Linked DNA regions of Homo sapiens: region 2 is linked to region 1. The links are chromatin contacts, found by Hi-C or POLR2A ChIA-PET in ENCODE. All regions are on one chromosome and are shown on one strand. Each heading gives the region's core, a stretch centred on a gene start or an enhancer-like site at or near the end of the contact. The rest is flanking DNA. Distances are from core to core; before and after follow the strand shown.

Region 1 (3,445 bases), core at 653-3,152:
AAAATTAACTTTAATTATTATTACTATTTTTCTGAGACAGCGTCTTACTTTGTCGCCCAGGCAGAATGCAGAGGCATAATTACAGCTCACTGCAGCGTTGACCTCCGGCTCAGGTGATCCAAAATTCTTTATACTCAGCTCATTTTTTCAAACTTGAGGTATAATTTATGCACAAAACACCCACATATTAAGTGCTCAACTGGGTGGGTTTTGACAGTTGTACATGCCCATGGAACCACCACTCCAAATAAAACATGGAATACTTTGATCATCCCAGAACGCTTTCTTCGCCCTCTCCCCTCTGATTTCCGTCACCGTAGGTAAATTTCTTTGTTGTTAGGGAATAAACGGGATCATTGCTCTATGTGCTGTTCTGTTTCCAGCTTCTTTGGAAAGCTCAGCATGTTGTGAGATTCATCCATGTTTTTTCCTTTTGATTGCTGAGTAATGTTTATAGAGACATATCATGATTTATCCTTTCTCCAGTTGATGAAGATTTGGATTAGTTCCCATTTTTGGCTACTAGGAATAAGATTGAACACTTTTTACAAGTCTTTCGTGGACCTGTGTTTTCATTTTTCTAGGGGAAGTTTTGGGAGTGGATTGCTGGATGTTGCGGGATGTGTCTCTGGCTTGCAAAGTTGCACTGTCTGACACGGACAGTGTGTGAGTGCTCCACCCCTCCTGCTCTCACCCATGGGAATGTGAGATGCCATAAGCACTTGTATGGAGGTCTGATTTACATATTATAAGTTAATCCTTCTCAGTGTACAGTTTGGTATGTTTGGACAGTCATACACAGCTGTATGACCGTCACCACATTTGAGTGAATGCACTCTTTGGAAAGGTTCTCGCATGCCCCTCTGGCCCCTGGCACCATTGCTGGGGTTTTGATGACTCTGGATTAGGTTGGTCTTTCCTAGAGCTTCTGTCAGTACATGCATCCAGCATGTGTCCTTGTATCTGGCTCCTTTGACATGGTGTGGCTTTGTGATTCATTCATGTGCTTGTATGGATCAGCAGTTTGTCCCTTTGGCTTGCTCAGTAGGATTTGTATGGATGCACCACAGTGTGTTTACCCATTTGTCTCCTGGTGGGCATCTGGGCCATTGCCAGCTTTTGATCATTGTGAATATAGCTGCTGTGAACATAGCTGTCCAGAGACCCTCTCCCTCCCCTGAGACCAAACCCCTCTTCTCTGTTGGGGTCAGGAAGGGACACCTAACTGCTTATTCAGCAAACTCAACCACTCTACTAGATGGGGTCTCTTTATCTGCTTCTGGAGACGGGTTGGTGGCCAGCAGTTTGCAGGGCTTTGGGGAACGGCTCTCTTGGTGCCAGCTGCTCCTCGCTGCTGGCTGAGTGCCTTCTTCTCGAGTCTGCTCAATCATCCTCCACTTCAGCTTGCCAGGCTTCAACATGCTGTCTTCTCTTCCATTCTTGGTGAGTTTTATGTCTTTTTTCTCTTAATCTGCTTTATTGTCATTTTCATGTCATTTTGTGTGGGGACAAAAGCAAGTATGTGTGTTCAGCTTTCTCCCTTAACCCAGAGGGCTTTTTACCATAGAGTGCTTAGCCAGTCCTGGTGCTGGGCAAGTTTCTCCTGTTTTTGCTGTAACAAACAACACTATGATGAGCATGCTTACAGTTAAGTCTCTGTGTGTGTATAGATCCATGTGTATTGCTTTAAGACAGACTTCTAGAAGTGGAATTGTGGGATTAAAAGGCATATATACTTTAGATGCCAAGTTTAGCCCCAGGAATGCCATACCAATTTAAATTCCAGCAGGACAAGACAGTTTTTATTTCCTGTCCTTGTGTGAGCATTCCATCTGTAGAACGTTCTCTTTTGGTATTTTTTCCTCCTCCCCAACACCCTGCCACCACACACACGTGCATGCACACACGTACACAAAGTAAGAATGAAGTCAGATCTTAGTGGAGGAGAGTGGGGGCGGCAGTGGCAGCAGGTCTGGCGAGTTGCGTGGGGCTGACACGCAGCTTAGCTCCTCCCTGCCTGTGTCCTCTCCCTGCGCCTGGACCGGCTTGGGTGAACTCAGGCCATTGCCTTCTTTGTTCCAGGTTACACTCCTGGCACACCTTACAAAGTGTCCTGTTCCCCCACCAGCGGGGCTGTGCCACCGTACTCCTCCTCCCCGAACCCCTACCAGACTGCCGTGTACCCTGTGCGAAGTGCCTACCCCCAGCAGAGCCCGTATGCACAGGTATGCTTGGGTACACACTGCTGTGTGGGAAGGGGTGATACCACCTGGGCGTTCATCCTTTGGCCCTGGGACCCTGTGTCAGTTGTCTCTCTTCTCCCCACAGCAAGGCACGTACTACACACAGCCGCTGTATGCAGCACCTCCTCACGTCATCCACCACACCACGGTGGTGCAGCCCAACGGCATGCCTGCAACGGTGTACCCTGCTCCCATCCCCCCTCCTAGAGGCAACGGGGTCACCATGGGCATGGTGGCTGGGACCACCATGGCCATGTCAGCAGGTAAGTCCTCGTTCCTGCGGTGTCTGTCCTATGGTGTACCCTAGAGCTGGGGGAGGGGAGAGCTCACGAATCCTCTGACCCTTGGCTCTAGGTTTTCATAGCTGTAGTTGTGTGGAAGGACAGAAAATTCTTTGGGGAAGAAACAGCAGGTTATCTTTTATTTTGCCTACCTGAGTGACCCCTTGTGGAGGCCTCTCTGAATCTGATGGACTCGCTTTGTTGGTGAACTGAGCCATTTGGCAATGCAGGATGTGCCCCCTCTCCTCCCACCCCCTATGACCATGTAAGACTTGAGTAGAAGGAGGACACTTTGTGTACCGGGGTTGCTCTGGCCTTCTTCCTTTCCCTTGAGGGGAGCTTGTCTTTGCAGGTCAGTTGTCTTCATCGGGATGTTTTCATGCATCTAGGAGAGCTGGTCTTGCGTTGATAGAAGAAACAGCTGCCTGTAGAAATCCTTTGGCATTCATCTACCGTACTTTACTTTGCAAGGCCTCCTCTAAGGAAAATAAACCATGGAAAGATGAGGCCCCTGGCTGGGATGGGCACATCTCCGCGGAAGCCCTGGGGGTTTGATCTGATGTCTAGGGATTGGGTGACCACCCAATCTGTATGACCACCCATGTGGATTCACCTCCTGGTCTCTGGGTCAATATGACCACCTTTAGGTCATGCCCACACAAAAGCGTACTGTTCCCTCCTTGTTTTTCTGGACTTGACTTCAGTGTAAGGAAATTATGCCAGAGAGAAAAGCATTCCGGGTTATTATGTGTGCTTCAATGTAGACTCTGATTTGGTTTTCCCCATACTTATCTGTCAAGGAACAGGAAACTGGGCATAGACAGAAACTGCTGGTTTGAGGCACAGGGAGGGAGGGCAGCAGGCACCAGGTTGGGTGCCACTGTGTTGGAGGTGGTGCTGGTCCATAAAGGGACTCAAGTA
Region 2 (3,445 bases), core at 541-3,040, 70 kb before region 1:
AATGAATTTCTGCCATTTCCGTCACTCAGTGTTCAGCAATTTGTGACAGCAGCCCTAGGAACTGACAGTTTCCTTACTCTTTACTTTCTTGCTTTTCTGGTCATTTTATTTCAACTATGCCCGTTACCCACTGTGAATCTAATAATGAAAGACAGCATGATGAGACTGCTATTCCTTTCTGCCATTTTCACCACAATGGGATCGGCCTAGGCAGTCTGAGAGAGGCAGAAACTAGAATTGGAAAAGCGACTCTTGCATTTCTCTCATACATCCACTGAGTCCCTTATTCTGATGCCTGAAAGAAAACTCCACGCCCTTTCTTTTCATTTTTTGGTAATCAGAAGTTAAAATAGAAAATACTTTTTAAATTAAACACATAAGAAAGCAAAACTTACAAGCAATCATCTGTGCTTTCTGCACAAAGACTAATTGTTTTCCCATCTCGACAAACAATCTGGAGCATGCAGTCTTTTGACTTTCCATCCGGGGGCTGAGTATCTATGAAAAATAAGCAGAATAAAGGAACTTTTTTCAGGATTTCTTCTTACATTTTCTAAGAACTACCAGCTCAGAGAAGCAAAGGACTAGACAATAAATCAAGTGCTACATCTATGAAAGAACCCTCTGCCTTTCCAAGAATGCAGAAAGAACATAGCTAGGCTGACTGACAAGACCAGCTGCCAAGATGACGTCCACAAAATATATTCGGCTCACTGCAACCTCTGACTCCCGGGTTCAAGCAATTCTCTACCTCAGCCTCCTGAGTAGCCAGATTACAGGCACCTGCCACCACACCTGGCTAATTTTTTTGTATTTTTAGTAGAGTTGGGGTTTCACCATCTTGGCCAGGGTGGTCTTGAACTCCTGCCCTCGTGATCCACCCACCTCGGCCTCCCAAAGTGCTGGGATTACAGGCATGAGCCACCATGCCTGGCCAACATCCCAGATTTTAAGCAATTGACTGGAGTCACCATCAAACAGAAGCCAGTTTCTGAGTACAAAATCAACGTAGTCTAGGGTGGCCTGTGCTTCCTGAGGTTCCCAGAGCTCTGGCTCCCTCTCCACGAGAACGAGGGACGTGGACTGAGAACACTGATATTTCCCGACCATGTGGTTCATAATCTAAGTGCCTGGGGCCCCACTGTGGTCGCCCCTCTGAGATGGAGCCCTTCTTCAATCTGTTAATGAAAGCAGAACAGGGAAGGAAGAGGACCAAGCTCCCAGCAAGACAGAGGAAGAGCAGAAGACAGAAGTTGGCCAAGACAGGCCAGCTTACCCCGACATTCCTGCCCCGTGCGGATGTTGATGCAGTCCATTGGCATGTGGACCTTATCCTCGATATTCTGCCGAGTCTGGTCATCATAATAGATCAGGTGACCATCCGACCACAGATCAAACCAGTTCTTCTTCCAGCGCTTCAAAATAGTACCTGGAAAAAAAAAATAGTACGGTTGTTTTTTTTTTTTTAGAGACAGTCTTACTATTTCGCCCAAGTTGGAATGCAGTGGCTATTCACAAACATGATCATAGGTCACTGCAGCCTTGAACTCCTGGGCTCAAGCAATCCTCCCATTTCAGCCTCCCGTTTAGCTGCGACTACAGGCACATGCCACCATGCTCAGCCTTCAAAATTTAGAAATCTGAAAGGTTGGCTTTGCGCCAAAAGAGCAAGGACATAGTCCTCTAATTCACAGCAGAAACAAAAAGAACTCTTCCCCTGGCCCCTTAATTACACCTGTATAGAATTACCCAAAGCAGTCCCTCACAATGAAAGGGAAAGCAGAGCACAGGGCCCGCCAACTGGTGCTTTAACAGGCTGCATGCAGCACACACTGTCAACAGAGAATGCTGCCAACCAACTTAGAAGTTCCAACACTTTCCGGTTAGGGTTTCTATTAAAAAGCTTGCTTTTCAGCAAATGAAACATATCTAACATTTAATTCCTCATACAGTACTAAACTTTAAACCTCTCAAACTTTTCAACTTTCTAAATTTCCAAATATTGTCTAAATTGCCAGATTGATCAGAAAATGCTGGACTGTGAAGTCTCTATACGCAAATAAAAATAATATCTTTCTCTTTTGAAAAAACACATTTTGGCCAGGCACGGTGGTTCACGCGTGTAATCCCAGCACTTTGGGAGGCCGAGGCAGATGGATCACTTGAGGCCAGGAGTTCGAGACCAGCCTGGCCACGATGGTGAAATCCCATCTCTAAAAATACAAAAAATTAGCTGGGCGTGGTGGCTCGTACCTGTAATCCCAGCTACTAGGGAGGCTGAGGCAGGAGAATCGCTTGAACGCAGGAGGTGGAGGTTGCAGTGAGCCAAGATCGCACCACTGCCCTCCAACCTGGGGGACAGAGCAACACTCCGTCTCCAAAAAAAAAAAAGAAAAAACACGTTTTTTTTCTTTGTCCTTAAGAGTTTTCACAGATACTCTTTCCTACCATTTCCCACAGAAGCCCACAGTGTGGAAGGCTCCCCCCTTCCTGATGCATACACTGGATAAATGAGCACAGCAGGATATAGACCAGGCCCTGCCTGGCCTCCCATGCTGTGCACATCCTACTACCTCACGTACTTCTGTCAGCTTGAGCAAATTCAACCTTTCATTTGTGATCTTGGACCAGGTATTTAACGTGGTATATAAAACAGTAATTTCCTTTAACTTGGTATATAAAACAGTAATTTCCTTGACTGCATGAAGGGAAAACCCCTGCAGTGGACTTAAAGGCCAGTTGTAGCTCCGGTCATCTCTTTACCTTCCTCACATCCATTCACTGCCCACTACACCTTCTGTTCCTGTACATCTCATCCCATTCTTGGCCAACACACACAATCCCATTTCGTGTACTTCCCTTTATGTTGCCGTGCCTGCAACTGGTGTCAACCAGATATGCGCCATTCGGCTTTCCTGCCAGTAGTATCAGGCACTCTCCTCACCAGGAGGGGTGTCCACTGCACTTGCCTAACTGACCACTAAGTGATACCCAAGCATCCACTTGACTACCTGAGCTGTGCAGAAACTACCAAATAGGCTGGGCGCAATGGCTCATATCTGTAATTCCAGCACTTTGGGAGGCTGAAGTGGAAGGATCACCTGAGCCCAGGAGTTTGAGACCAGCCTGGACTACAAAGCAAGATCCCGTCTCTACAAAGAGAAAAATAGCCAGACATGCTAACACAAGCCAGCAGTCCCAGCTACTTGGGAGTCTGAGTCAGGAGGACCACCTGAACCTGGAAGATCAAGGCTGTAGTGAGCAGTTATCACGCCACTGCACTCCAGCCTAGGCAACAGAGCAAGACCCTGTCTTAAAAAGAAAAAAAAAAAAAAGCCAGGCACAGTGGCTCATGCCTGTAATCCTAGCACTTTGGGAGGCCGAGGGCGGGGGGCGGGGGGGGGGGTGGGGGGGGTGGACCAGGAGGTCAGAAGTTCAAGACCAG

What was found. Hi-C counts contacts between places; a loop is a spot of excess contacts on that map. ChIA-PET counts read pairs that join two places held with the same protein, here RNA polymerase II (POLR2A). Pooled maps may share reads with other maps.
Region 2: a loop to region 1 is called in a pooled map, with 3 times the contacts of the local background. The contact joins two enhancer-like sites. A Hi-C loop is called at or near these places in 2 of 168 maps with a recorded cell type or tissue (gastrocnemius medialis and heart right ventricle) and 2 of 50 pooled maps. POLR2A ChIA-PET finds 5 or more read pairs at or near these places in 8 of 52 experiments (BJ, H1, OCI-LY7 and 3 more).

The regions. Positions count from the first base shown.
Region 1 is chr2:131,054,333-131,057,777 of GRCh38, reverse strand. FAM168B (family with sequence similarity 168 member B) reads left to right here. Exons shown (of 7, transcript NM_001009993.4): 4 at 2,083-2,225; 5 at 2,329-2,506. Among named protein-coding and RNA genes, the nearest start is that of SMIM39, 21 kb to the right of the region's middle. Within about 2 kb of position 1,902, at least 5 of the 41 ENCODE cell types and tissues checked have a DNase peak (open chromatin) inside an H3K27ac peak, as active enhancers do.
Region 2 is chr2:131,123,737-131,127,181 of GRCh38, reverse strand. PLEKHB2 (pleckstrin homology domain containing B2) reads right to left here. Exons shown (of 8, transcript NM_001100623.2): 3 at 1,277-1,429; 4 at 396-498. Among named protein-coding and RNA genes, the nearest start is that of PLEKHB2, 20 kb to the right of the region's middle. Within about 2 kb of position 1,790, at least 2 of the 41 ENCODE cell types and tissues checked have a DNase peak (open chromatin) inside an H3K27ac peak, as active enhancers do.